Regions from separate parts of the Homo sapiens genome. Here region 1 is linked to region 2. Evidence: chromatin contacts called from ENCODE Hi-C or POLR2A ChIA-PET data. All regions are on one chromosome and are shown on one strand. The core of a region is the stretch at or near the end of the contact, and the rest is flanking DNA. Distances in the headings are between cores, read along the strand shown. Region 1 holds the start of TSPAN2 (tetraspanin 2). Region 2 holds the start of NGF (nerve growth factor).

Evidence for each region. A loop is a pair of places that touch in the nucleus more often than their neighbours do. ChIA-PET counts read pairs that join two places held with the same protein, here RNA polymerase II (POLR2A). Pooled maps may share reads with other maps.
Region 1: a loop to region 2 is called in a pooled map, with 2.1 times the contacts of the local background. The contact joins the promoter of TSPAN2 here to the promoter of NGF in region 2. A Hi-C loop is called at or near these places in 1 of 168 maps with a recorded cell type or tissue (ascending aorta) and 4 of 50 pooled maps. POLR2A ChIA-PET finds 5 or more read pairs at or near these places in 1 of 52 experiments (Panc1).

Annotation. Positions count from the first base shown.
Region 1 is chr1:115,086,540-115,093,520 of GRCh38, forward strand. It overlaps TSPAN2 (tetraspanin 2), which reads right to left and starts at 2,964. Exons shown (of 8, transcript NM_005725.6): 1 at 2,825-2,964. The coding sequence starts at 2,893.
Region 2 is chr1:115,336,972-115,344,034 of GRCh38, forward strand. NGF (nerve growth factor) reads right to left here and starts at 1,278. Exons shown (of 3, transcript NM_002506.3): 1 at 1,233-1,278. The region is part of intron 1 of NGF-AS1 (NGF antisense RNA 1); the gene reads left to right.

The sequences.
Region 1 (6,981 bases), core at 1,714-4,213, 250 kb before region 2:
TTACTTAGATCACATATAGAGAAGGTCGGATCTAACCTCACTGGTTAACACATTCAAGCACTTAAAACTGCACTGCTCCTACTTCCTTTCCTTACTGTGCTTACGGTCAACAGTGTGAAACTTGTCACTTGATTCCACACTGTCTTATTTTTGTGTTGTTCCATATCCACTGGTCTCGTTTCCTCAATGAGATGAGCAGCTTAGGGAACTGTGTTTATATTTATAAATTATTATTTGTTTAATCATTGTTTAACAGAATGGGTCTCAAATTTGAGCATGGATCAGAATTATGTGAATGGCTTGTTAAATTAGATTGCTGGATCCTACCCCCAGAGTTTCTGATTCAGCAAGTCTGGGATGAGCTGAGAATTTTGTTTGTTTGTTTGTTTGTTTTTGAGATGGAGTTTCGCTCTTGTTGCCCAGGCTGGAGTGCAATGTGGCACCATCTCAGCTCACTGCAACCTCTGCCTCCCGGGTTCAAGAGATTCTTCTGCTTCAGCCTCCCAAGTAGCTGGGATTACAGGCACCCACCACCATGCCCGGCTAATTTTTGTACTTTAGTAGAGATGAGGTTTCATCATGTTGGCCAGGCTGGTCTCGAACTCCTGACCTCAGGTGATCCGCCTGCCTTGGCCTCCTAAAGTGCTGGGATTACAGGCATGAGCCACTGTGCCCGGCCTGAGAATTTGTATTTCTGACAAATTCCCAGGATATGCTGATGCTGCTGGCCCAGGAACCACTTTTGAGAACCACTGGTTAATTGAATGTACCACAGTGCTTAAGAGAAGGTAGGCGGCCAGGCGCGGTGGCTCACGCCTGTAATCTCAGCACTTTGGGAGGCTGAGGCAGGCAGATCATGAGGTCAGAAGATGGAGACCATCCTGGCTAACACGGTAAAATCCCGTCTGTACTAAAAATACAAAAAAACTAGCCAGACGTGGCGGAGGGTGCTTGTAGTCCCAGCTATTTGGGCGGCTGAGGCAGGAGAATGGCGTGCATCTGGGAGGTGGAGCTTGCAGTGAGTGGAGATCGGGCCACTGCACTCCAGCCTGGGCTACAGAGTGAGACTCCGTCTCAAAAAAAAAAAAAAAAAAAGAGAAGGTAGGCTGAGTTTGAATACCATCCCTGCCACTCACTAGCTGTGTGATCTTAGGTGACTTAACCAATTTGAGCCTGTTTCCTCATCTGTAAAAAATGGGGATAATAATAGTATATGTATATCAGGACTCTTGTGAGGATTATGTGTAATAATGAAAGTAATATGCTTAGCACTGTCCCTGACACATTGAAAACATTCAATGAATCCTTCCAGCTATCACTGGAAAGGCTGGTACAATATCAGCCACTAAATAAGCACTGAACCCAGCTTAAGAATTCCTCCTCAGGCTTAAAACTTCATAAGGCTTTGAATTCATAAGCAGTGAGAATGAAGGTTGTCACTGTGGCGTGACATCTATAATTAACAGCTTCTGAAATTAAGCCAGATTCCTAAAAAATACAACATAAAGGGTCTTCAGAAACGCCTCTCCCTATAGTATGCTTGATGTAAATCCCCACGTGTACAAAGGCCATGTGTCTCTTTAAAGTTCAGGGGATGTCGAGGAGGTACCTCCTTCACACCTTCCACTGCTGAAGGATACTGAAGAGCTTGGAGTTGCTGAAGTCACCCAGGCATCTGGGCTAATGGATTGACAGACAAAAGAGGAGCCCATCATTCAATAATTAATTAGTTGCAATCATGGGAAGACAACGTCCCCCAGAGCAGATAGGACAGCCACCTCCTCCAACCTGGTAGTTTCAAAGCACCCAGGCCCTGGCTGCTCTCAAACCTCTTTATCCAATGTTTCCCCTCAGGGTCTAGCTGAGCAGTTACACTGGCTGACATTCTCTTAAGAAAGCCCAAGAGGAAATGTGCAGAAAAGACAATTTTCAGACCTTGTCTCACAGTCCTGCAGGCCCTGGGACAGGGTATCCAGGGATGTAGGTCTGGTCTAGCTGTATCCCTGTCTCGATAATATAGGAGACAAGGGTCAAGATCCTATCTCTCTGTGAACCATGAATCCTGGGAACGCTGTCAGTTCAATCAAACCCTGCAAAGTTGAATGAGATCATCTCTGGGAGAATTAGTATTTAGCAGAGGCTGCGGCTGGGGGTTGTGGAGAGCTGCTGCTGCCCTTTAGAAGCCCTTCCATTCCCCATCCCCTTCTCAGAAGAGAACCCACCACCTCCTCTCACCCAGGGGTACTCTTACCCTGATGCCCAGAAAAAGGACGACGCCCCCCCACCACAATTTTCACTCCTATCTCCAATTTCCTAAACAAAACCATCACAGCCAGGTACAGTGTCCACACACTCGAATGGAGCACCACCCCAGGCAGCCCCAGGGCAGGGGTTTCTCTCCCATCACCCTGGCCAGGCCCTGGTTCCAGCTGGTAGGCAGAGTGAAAAGGGGGTGTGTGCACGGGAGACTGGAGGGGAACAGGGACCCAAGTCCTCCGGAGGTGAGGAGAGGCTGGGTCCCCGCACCTGGGGTCACTAGCTGGGAGATAAAAACCAAGGCAGGTGGGGGTTCCTTCCAGGAAAGAGCCACACGGTGTCTCTCCCCTTCTCACCATTTCTCATTGATCAACCTTCTGTCTTCCCGTTCTCTCCCTTCCATCCCTCCCCTCCCTCTTTGTTTGCCTTCTCCTCGCCTCCGCGTTTGAGCACCCAGCCCTCCCCACGAGCGCGACTCGGACGCCGCAGTCAGCAGCTCGGGGACCCCGGCCCCGCGCCCGCCACCCGGCCCCCTGCCCTGACCGGCCCTCCCGGCTCCTGGTCTCACCCAGAAGAGCAGGTTGAAGCCAAGCAGCAGGTACTTGATGCACCGCAGGCCCCCGCGGAAGCGCCCCATGCTGCGGCCCGGCGGCGGGATCCCCAGTCCCCAGGCCCGCGCTACGAGCGCGGGGAGCGGCAGGCTCCGGCGGGGAGGGGGCGGAGCGGGGAGGACCGGGGCGGGGCCTCCGGGGGGCGGGGCGGGGCCCGGCGGGGAGGGGCGCGTGGACCCCAAGCGGCGTGGCTGGCGACGGGTGGGGGCGCCAGCGGGTGGAGATCGAGCAGCCCGAGGGAGCACGTTCGCTCTTCTCCCGGACCCAGGGACCACCTTCCTTCCCTCCAGTGGGCGCACCGCCGCCGGCTATCGGAGCACCTGCAGGGCGGGAGCGCCCACCGGGGACTGGGGACCCATTTAATCAGCGCCCTGTGCGGAGACCGGTTTGAGGCCCGGGCGATGCTTGAGGGATAAGCACTTGGTCTCGTGGCTATGGAAATCTAGGAAGGTGACCTCGGGTAGAAGAGCTAAGTGGGGTCGGAGGTTGCCCCGAAGCTGGCAGGACCAGTCGCGGGGCACCTGACTGAGTGTCCAGGGCTGCGGCTCCGCGGCGCGGAGCAAGCACACAAGCAGCTTCTAGGGGACCCTCCCTCCGGCCCCTCCCCCCTCCTCGGGGGACTCTTACCTTAATAGGCAAGAACTGAGAGAGGGTGCGGGAGGCGGCGCCCTGAGTCCTGTGGGCTGCCCTCAACCCAGCCGGCCAGTGGAGGGAGTCTGACTTCTCATGTCCTGCCGGGTTCCACTGATCGGAGGGCTTGGAAGGATCCCAAATTTTCGGGATCTTAATTATGATGTGGAGATGGGAGAAAGGGGAAGGGGGCGGTTTTTGTTTTGCTTTGTTTTTATTAAGTTAGGCTGTTGGCAGGAAAATCAGACTCCCACTTCCATTGACTAAGTGTCTACAATATGTGGTGTCAGACAGTATGGGGGAGACAAGAAAGCAAAATTCGGAGAGCTTATGCATAAATTCAGCAAAACTTTGAGTGCCTATTATAGGCCAGACATAGTAGCAAGCCCCAGGGACTCAACAATGAGGAGACAGCCAGGCCCAGAACCACAGTCTCTGGTGTTGGAGACAGATCTGTAAGCAAATAGGGTGAGGAGAGAAGGGCTGGGTGCTAGACAGGTGTGCCTGGCCTGACTGCCTTAACCAGAAAAGGCATTGCTAAGGAGAGGGGCCTGATCTGGTCTAGAAGACGGAGCCCAGGCGGAAAAGATCAGTCCAGGAAGACAGCATGCGCAAAAGCACAGAGCTGGAGAGAACAAGGCCTCCAAGGGAGTTCTGAGAACCGCAGTTAGCCCGAGTGAAGCCTGGTGGGGGCAGAGTGAGTCAGGAAGGCAGGAGCCAAATCACAGCTTTCAGTCGGCTGACCAATGTGCCAAACTGTCATTGGCCCCGAGTGTCCCCACGTGCAACATGGAGGTAATAGTACTCCCCTCATAGAGTTGTGAAGATAAATGAGTTAGTATTTGTGAAGTGCCTAGAACAGTGCCTGGCACAGATTAAGTACTGCATAAGGGTTAGTATTATTGTATCACACTCTTATCAGTCAACCATTCAGTTTCTACCATGTTGCCATCTTTGCCTACCTCTGTGTCTTTGGACATTTGTTTGAATATCGACTCATTTATAAAAACGAGTCAAAGACAGAAAAATGAAAGTGCTGATTCTAGTAATAAACATGTCTCCAACAATGAAATAAAGACAAAGATGGAAGTCATTAGGTATGCAGAGAGAAGTGAATCATTAGCTTCAATCAAACACTTATAGTTCTATATCTGTCACCTCTGTTTTAGTATAAAGGAAAAGAACTAAGTTAAAGAGTAGTGTCTGGTACATAGAAGGCGTTCAGTAAATCAACTGAATGAACAATGATATTATACTTTAAATATATCGTTGAATTTTACATCTCTAAGACAAAATATGTCTAGAGATTATATAGAGGGAAGAGAACCCCTATTGTAACATATACATCTATTGTTTGTTTTTTTCATGCTACGATTTTAGCACACATGTATTAGAGACAGATGGTGGTTGCCTGTCCAACATAACAGTTTCAGATCTTTAGTATAGACTTGCCCAGTCGCCCTTTCACAAAGTTGTATGTCTTAAGGGAAGCTGACCCTTGAGAGGAATAGGCGAAGGTAATCCCATTTCCCTTGTAGTTAGTTCAGGAAACAAATTGACAAGCATCCTGACTAATGGGATGGGAGTGGTGTCTACTGAGGGGCCAGATGGTCTTCTTCCTCTTGAAGCTGTTGGATCTGGATGGTATACATAGAGTTGCTATATCCATCTTCATACCAGCCTGAGGAGAGATCCAACATTGAAAACAGCAAAGCAGGAAGTTGAAAAAACCAGAGTCATAGGTGATATTACGCCATAACTGAGTTAGCCATTTCTGAAGCCAATTGAGGTTTAGGTTTTTGTGTACATGTATGTGTATGTGTGTGGACGCATGTGTGTTAGTCCATTCTTGTGTTGCTACAAAGTAGTACCTGAGACTGGGTAATCTCTAAAGAAAAGAGATTTAATTGGCTCACAGTTATGCAGGCTGTACAGGAAGCATAGTGCTGACATCTGCTTCTGGTGAGGCCTCAGGAAGCTTTCAGTTGTGGTGGAAGGTCACAGGGAGCCAGTGTGTACACAGCGAGAGTGGGAGCAAAAGAAGTGGGGAGTTCCACACTCTTTTAAACAACCAGATATCACATGTGAACTCAGAGCAAGAACTCACTCATTATAGGGAGGATGGCATCCAGCCATTCATGAAGGATCCACTCCGATCCAATACCTCACACAAGGTCCCACTTCCAACATGAGGAATTGCCATCATCAACATATATGTATGTATTGTGCCTGAAAGGCATTCCATACATTTTCAAGGGTATATTACTATAAGAAAGTACAGGGCTACATTAAATGACATAATAAGGAAGTTAGCCTTTAAACTGTCACTGGCATTGCTCCCTTTTCTCTTTTTCCTGTCTTGAACTCAGACATGATGCTTGAAGTGCTAGAACATTTTGTGACTATGAAGAAAGGGCAAGACAATTGCAGACCTTCCAGCTAGGACATTGTGGAACTGCTGAACCAATACCAGCAGCTACCTAACTCCACATTTCTTATTATATAGGAAAAATAACCCTCTTTTTGTTTGACTTTGTGTTGTTACATGTAGCTAAAGATATTCCTGACTGGTAGAGGGAAGACAATACATTCATTTTTGGATCTGCTGAGTTTTAGATATGGTGGGAAATCCAGATGATGTGGAAATATGATTGGATTCTGGAGAAAGGTTTGGATGGTAAGTTTAGGGTAAAGATTCTTCAGCAAATGGTGATAAATAGAAGCCAGTGGTCTTAAAACTGTTGCCCACACATGCCCTAAAATAGTTACAAAAATATTTTCTCTTGCATTTTTTCCCAATATTTTATTATGAATATTTTCAAACGTACAAAAAATTTGAAATAGTTGGGCAAGGAGCACCATATACTCACCATCTAGATGCTACAATAAACATTTTGCTTTGGTTGCATTACTTATCTATACATCTGTCCATTTCTCAATCTATTTTTTTTTATTTATTTCCAAATAAATTGTAGGCAGTATGTTTCACTCCTAAACTCTTGAGCATGCATAACATTACCTAGAGTTCAAATATCTATTTACTATTTTTCTAAAATTTACCCCAATGAAATGTACACATTTTAAGTATATTATTTAATAATTCTTGACAATGCTTTTGCCTTTCTAACCCCGAATCCTATTAAGATATAGAATATTACTGTCACCCCAGGAAGCTTTCAGGCTTTCATATAACCCTTCCCAGTCAATCTATGCCCACATCCCTCCTAAAGGCAAACACTGTTCTGATTTTCTTTCACTATAGATTACACTTGCCTGTTTTAAACCTTCATATAAATGGCATTGTATAGTATTACCCTCACACATTTTTAAGTTGCAGGTAAAATTATTTATTATAAGTTTGAATATTTTCAGAGATGTCATTTCTGGTGTGTCTTAAATATTGACTTTTAAAATCAAATGGCCACATTACTCATTTTAATACATCCAGTAGAAACTGAATGCCAGTATGATCTGCTACCTATTA
Region 2 (7,063 bases), core at 28-2,527:
ATGACAGATGGGGCAGAGGCACCCAGGAGAGCACTATTTTGGTTTCCAGCTGGGAACGTGCACTAAGTTTTCCTTAATACCCACAGCACCCAAAAGGCTTTGCTGTAATACACTTTAATGCATGAAACACTCATAAATTATCCTTCGAACTGTTACAACTTCCAACCTGGAACAACTTGGAAAAACCAGCCTAGCAAGCAGGCTCTTTTTTAATCTCTCAAATCACAAGAGAAGAAAAAGTTCAAGCACGAAACACCTTCCTTAAGAATCTCGAAATTTTTTTTGTTTTGTTTTTGTTTTTTTTTTTTTTTTTTTTTTTTTTTTTTTTTTTTTTAGAAGGAGGTTTGTAATTAGAGGGAGCTAAGCTGCTTGTTTCTGCTGGCTCAAAGTTGCAGCTCCCTGACCCCTGAGTCCTCTCTCCCTCCCCTAGATCCTCCTCGCCTGAACTCAAGGCGCTCCCCGCCCTAACCTTCCACGCCCGCTTCTCCCACACCTGGCAGCAGACAGCTGGAGATGAAGCGTGTGACCCAAGTGGCAGGGCTGAACCTTGGCGACCTCTACCTGAGGTTGTCCAACGCGGCTCCGTGGAGGGCCCCGGTACGCCGGACGGACCCCGGCGTTGGCTCGCAGACTTCCTGCGTTAACCCCCGGGGCCCTCAGTCACGACTCCCAGCCCTTCCGAGACGCGCTGAGGGAACTGCCCCAGGTCTAGCGCGCCCCGTTCCGCTCCTCCCCCTACCTGGGGGCCGCGCAGCACTTTCCCTACTCGGCGCTCACCTCAGCCAGCGCGCTCTGCGCTCCCCCCGCGGTGCTGGCCGCCACTCCTCCCGCCCTGGCGCGCCAGCTGCCGGCGCATCCCTCTCCGCGCCCATTCGCTCTCCCTCACTTGCGCGTTATCCACTTCTAGCCCTCGAGCTAGACCCTGGCATGGCCGTGGGCTTCTGCAGGCGCCAGGGCTGCTCCCTGGACTGCAGGCCATCCTGGGACTAGGGACTCCACGACCAGAACTAACGCTGTTCCCTCGGTCCGACTCGTCCTCCCGCGAGGGTCCCGCGCCCCCACACCCACTCGGGACATTTCTCAGGGCTGCTCTTCGGCCTGCGGGAGCCTCGGGGGTAACCAGAGAGCTCGCCAGACCGGTATCCTTGCAAACTCTCCCGCGAAGCCCAGCCACCCCTGCCCGCGCCCGCGCTGCGCCCCTCTCGGGATCGGCTCGGGGCAGCCTGACTCACCGCTGCGCTCCCCTCCGGCTCCCAGCGCTCTCTGCTGTGCCGGAGCGCCGAGCTGCTCTCACACAGGCTTCTTGAATTCTTAGCCCCTCCTCCCGTACTCCTGAGTCACACGCTCCAAATCCTGGCCCCCATCCCTCCCCTCCCCACCACCAGCCCCGCACCTGCTGTGGCTGGGCTGTGGTGCCCGGCTGGAGGGGGTCCTGGGGACTACAGACGGATCGCTCCTGGAGGGCTGGCCAGACCCAGCCAGAGAAGGACTTTAAACCTTCAGAGGTCAAAGGGAAACCCACTGGGGTCTGAGGGGCCGCGCGCGCAAAGCCGGGAGGGGGAGTTTCTGGGGCACCGGCAGGGGTCGTTGGGCCGACTGGCTGGGGCTGGGCGGAGTTGCTCGCAGCTTCCCTCACCTCTCCGCCCTGCCCCCGCGCGTTGCCCTTCGCCAGTGCCTCCCTGGTCTGCCCGGCGTCGCCCTCGGTGCCCCAGGCATCGGCTGCTCCTTTTCTTCGGGGCGCCTTTCCTTATCCCAGGATAGGTGAGCACCCAGGGGGAGCTCCGCGAGGGGCAGGTGCCCAAGCTCCTCTGACAAGGGAAGGCGGCTGCAGAACCAGCTAGAAGGCCCCCAGGCCCGGCAAGTCCAGCATGGGGACAAGGGGCAGAGGACTTCAGGAGTCAGGAGCTAGAGCCGGGACCTTAACTTAAGGCCCTGGGTTCCAGGAACTTCCCGGAGTCCTTGGCCCCTCTGAAACTGTAGGCTGATTTGCGCGACTGTGTGCAATGCTAATATTCTTTTCTGAGCTGAAGGTCCGCAGCTTTCATCAGTTTTGCAAGGGGTCTGTGACCCCAGACTGATATAGCCAGCAAACCCTAGGCCCCCATGCCCCCCTCTCCACACTCCAGGCCCCACACAAATTCTTCCTGACCCTTCAAAATTTCTTGAGTTCCCTCGATTCAGCCTGACAGGAGAGCTTGCCTGACTTTCCCCTGCCCCTCTGCCAGGGCTGTTCCCACCCCAGCATAAAATGAGCAAGGGAGAAATACCCCTGAAGTCAAATTTGTCACCAAATGTGCATCATTAATTGTAGCATTCCAGGGGATTCGTAGCTCTTTGGAAATTTACAGCCCCACTCCCTCCCGTGTTGAGCTTGTCTGTGCCTTCGCTTCTTCCTATAGCAAAGGTGGGTTGGACCCCTACCCTGTATGGATGCCACAGAGGAGAAGTAGGTGTGAGGAGAGTAACAGGGAGGGAAGGTGGGGCACAGAATCTCCCTATTGCTGGTAACACCAGCCAGTGCAACTTAGCAGAAGGGCACCCTCCAGGGAACTGGGATTTAGTGAAGCAGATGATTCCTGTCCTAAGTCTGGGGGTGGTCATTTACCCTTAATGGATGGCACTTGAGCAAGATGAAGCCCTGACTAGGCATTTCCAACTCCCTTGATTCAGATTAGTCTTGAGGTCTTACTTCTTTCTATTTTCACGTTTGCTCCCATAAGAAAGTTCATTCCATTTACACATGCTCTGAGAAGGATGAAATAGGCAAAAAGCCCTGGAATTGGAAGTCAGCCTTAGCTTTGGTGTGACCTTGTTGTTTCCCAGCCTTAGGCTTGTCCACTTCTGACTTGTTCAGATACAGGCTGGTGTATGAACACACTTTGGAAGTGAGGGCAAGAGGCCAGGGAACACTGTGAATGGCCCTTTCTACAAAAGTAGTATCATAGTCGAGGTGATCCATTAGGAAATTTATCATCGTCAATTAAACAAAAGAATTTCCAGATAACAGGATGAATTCATCCATCAATCATGTCATGTATAAACTTGTTTGGAAAGCACTAGCCCCAAGCCTTACATAATAGCTGCCTGAGAATTTGGGTATGAAATTAAACTTTTAGAATAACAGAGAATTTGGTTGTTGAATGCAGAGCATTTGTATGTGTTCTTGTGGCATCATTCAGAAGGACAAAAGGATTTGGGACACTTGTGGTTCTTTTCCATGTGGTATGTAAGGGGGAAACTTTAAGTGATGTAAGCAGATTATAAGTTTGCTTATATGCTCCATCCTCACCCCCTAAATTGTTGGTCATATTCTTCTTGCACATGTTGATTTAATAAGAGCTCCTTTCTGCCCCTAACTACCTCTATTTCTGTCCCTGGACTTCAAGGATCTTGAGTAAATAAGAACATGTAAACAACAAACACAAAAATACTCCAAAGATTATTGATTGAGAGCCTACCATATGCCAGGCACTGTGTGCTGGCAGTGGTACCGGCTCTCAGAGAGCTTATGTTCTAGTGGGGGCTTGATTATTAGTCCCTGGCCATGTTTATCACAGTTTCCCTAGGTCCTAGCATAGGACCTGGCCTATAGTAGGTGCTCAGTTAATACTTGTTGAATCCAACAACGGTCAGAGTCATTTGTGACTGTCAGACAACCCACCAACACTGGATTGGTTTCCAGCAGGTTCCAGATCAGCCTGCCTTTGGCACAGAGACCACAGCCAGGTGCCTTTTCCCCTGCCTCTTCCACTTTCAAGAAGGTTCAAACAGAAATGTCCTTCTCTTGGGTCATTGAGAGAAGGACTTCTGGGCCTGGACCAGCTACATTCATAGGAATGAAAAACAGCTGAGAGGGCAGCGGCCAGAGGAATGGTGCAGACAAGCAGAGGATAAGAATGTTTTTCTGTACTAGATTTTCTCGAAAGAGCCTTTTATCCAGGGTATCAAAATAACCAGCAGCTGATGCATTTGCTGACTTGGAGGAGAGATTGTGGCGTGTACAGTAATTGTTGTTATTTCTGAAGATCTAGAAGGCTGCAGCCATTGAGTGCCTCATCAACAGCAACAGTCAGCTAGCACAAACCCCTGGCTTCTCCCTTGCTTCATTCCAGGAGGCCAGGACAAAGTGCATGTGCTATTTAAAACACCAGCAGGCTCAGCAGAGATCTGCCAGCAAGGATGGAATCACTGGATCTGCTAGTTCTTCATGTGAAACACAGAAATATTGTCCCAATTGCTGGAGGAAGTGATAGCTTCCGTTTAAAGACTTTTTTTTCCTCTTCCTTCTAATCAGAGTGAAGAAGAACTTCAGAAGAGGAAATGTTTCATAATGCTTAGTGAGATGACATGTTCACAGAATCACAGAAATGATCAATCCAGCCACCTTATTTATGGATGAAGAAACAAGGGCTCAGGAAGGACAAAGGCTCAGCCAAATACACGTGGCCAGTGTCCGGCTTTTTGACTTCTAAGCAAGCCTTCCTTTTACTACACTCCCTGAAAGAGGCTGGGAGAAAAACTGACCAATTCAGTCTACAGGAAAAAGCTGGTAAAGGAGCTAAAGTAGGCAAGGGTGCAGAGAGGGCCAGGGGTGCCCCCTTCTCCTCTGGGCTATCCCTGCCTACTCCTGTGGCCTGTTCCTGGCTTTTGCTGTTTCTCGCTGAGATCTCCAGTTCCTCCATCTCTACTAGTTCCCTCGCTTTTGCTTGTGAACATTCACTTGCCTTTTCTCTCTTAAAGAAACTGCTAGCCCAAACTCTGGATTTCTTAGCTTCCATTCACTACCAAATTCTTCAGCAAGGTAATCTATACCCATCATTTCCTTGGCACCCCCTCCCCGAAACTTTCTGCAACCAAGTTCCCATCTTCCTCCCCTACCTTTCCTTTCTCCCTACTAAACTGATAATTTTTTTTAAAGGTCGTTAGTTGCAAGAACACCACCAACACCAACACAATCTCAGCAGCATTTATCTAGTGCTTGCCTTATTTCAAGTACTGGGCAAGGCATTTTTCCTAGCCTTATTAATTGGTCCTATTGATTTGTAGATAAGATGAAACTCTGAGAGGTAAGTCACTTCCCAGGTCTCATAGCTAGCCAAACGGCTGAGTAGAGAATTGAACCCAATCCCTTGCTGTTAAATGCCACGCCTCCTCCTCCTTTCAGCCAAGCTCAGCTGACTTTGACAGTCCTAGTCCACTCTATTCATGACCTCCTTTGTCTACAACTTTCCTTTCAGAACTCCTGTGACCACACTATCCTGGCTTACTAGCCACCTCTCTGATTTCATCTGCCCTCTGCACTCATGGGCCTCCCACAACTCAGTCCTGGGGCTTTACATTCTCCTCCACTCTTGTTCTTCCAGGTGTTTTTTTCTACTAATTTTATAATTCCAAGCATGGTTTCAACTCTGGCCTCTCCTTTAATCACCAACACTTTGAGTGTTATGTGCGAAGCACTACCTAGGTTCTTGTTTCAGCGAATCTGCACAGGCCCTGGCGAGGACTGTGTTTCTGCCTCTCCTCTGACTCTCAGCCCCTCCATCCAAAGCCCTTGCTCTTAACTCAGCCAGGCAGCTGCCCCACAGATCCCATTCTTGAAAGGTCAGGAAATCCACGTGGGCCCAGGACAGTTCAGCTCTTTTCCTGCAGCCCAGGAAAGTCACCAGTTTGGAACTGGCAAGATTTAGCCCATCTGTCCTCTTAAGTGGTGTGTCCTTGGGAGAAAGATTGACCCTCCTTGAGCCGTAATAATAATAATTACTTTTCATTATATGGAGTGAATATGTTAAACAATTTTCAAGCACCTGCTACGTGCCAGCCCCATTCTAGGTGCTGGGGATTCAGCAAATGAACAAAACAGCCTATAAACACATAGAATTTTTTATTTTTAAATTTTTTAATAATTTCAACTTTTACTTTAGATTCAGGGGGCACATGTGCAGGTTTGTTACAGGGGTATATTGCCTGATGCTGAGACTTGGGATATGATTGATCTCATCACCTAGATAGTGAGCATAGTCCCAACAGTTAGTTTTTCAACCCTTGCCCCATTTCCTTCCTCCCCACTCTAGTAGTCCCCAGTAGATACATGGAATTTAAATTATATTAATTTGCGTCACCTATTTAATAAATGTGCATTATTTAATGTATATTATATGCCAGGCCCATAAAAGTCAGTTGTGATTTTGGTGAGTTGCAGGGCAGGTGAGTGAGACAGATGCAGACACAGTCAGTGCCAACCAAGTCAATGATCTCCTTAGGTGCAAGGAGAGTCAGGTGAGCCCTCTGGGGACTGGATCCTCTCCTCTGCTGTCCCGATTCAAACAGCTGTGAGCCTCCACCTTTTCAGGCTGGTCTGACTCCAGTCTCCACAGGAACTGGTCTCCACAAGAACCCCTGGTGACCCTGTGGCTTTCACTGGTGCTTTCTTCAGAGTCCCCTGAGGCTCTCTCACTCCTCTCCCACTGAGCCAAACCCTCAGTGTCCCTCACGAGCCTACAGCCAATTCAAGTGTGCCTCCATCTGGGTCCTCACTATACAACCCTCCCTGGCCCTGGAGTTGGTACATTCCTATTAGGGCCACCCAAGAGATACCTCTGGGGCAGGATTCCCCAGGGATCAAGTTTGCCTGCATAGCATCACAGCTGCTCTTTCCTGTCACATGGTATCATGTTGACAATTAAGGTTTTGTGGTGCTGAGGCAGGCAAGAACCCCACACTTTCATTTGTGATGCTCCTATGCAGGAGTCTGGGATAGATGGGCTCTGCCACATCCTGGGTAGATCTCTGTCCCTTCAGTGGTGACACTGAGCTCACTGCATTTATTAAAATCCTATCCTGGGGTAGAATCTGTGTTAGGTACAAGGAAACAAAGATCAAGAAGAAATGATTATTGCTATATAGGAACCTACTATCCAATGGGGCATCAGACACATAAACTGATAAGAAATCTGTAAGGGAGGATCTAGAAGCTGGAGAGATGGGAAATTCAACCAACTTAGAGCTTTGCCTTTGTTGTCATCCCATTGCATTTTGCATAAATTCCATATTCTTTGAAGAGACT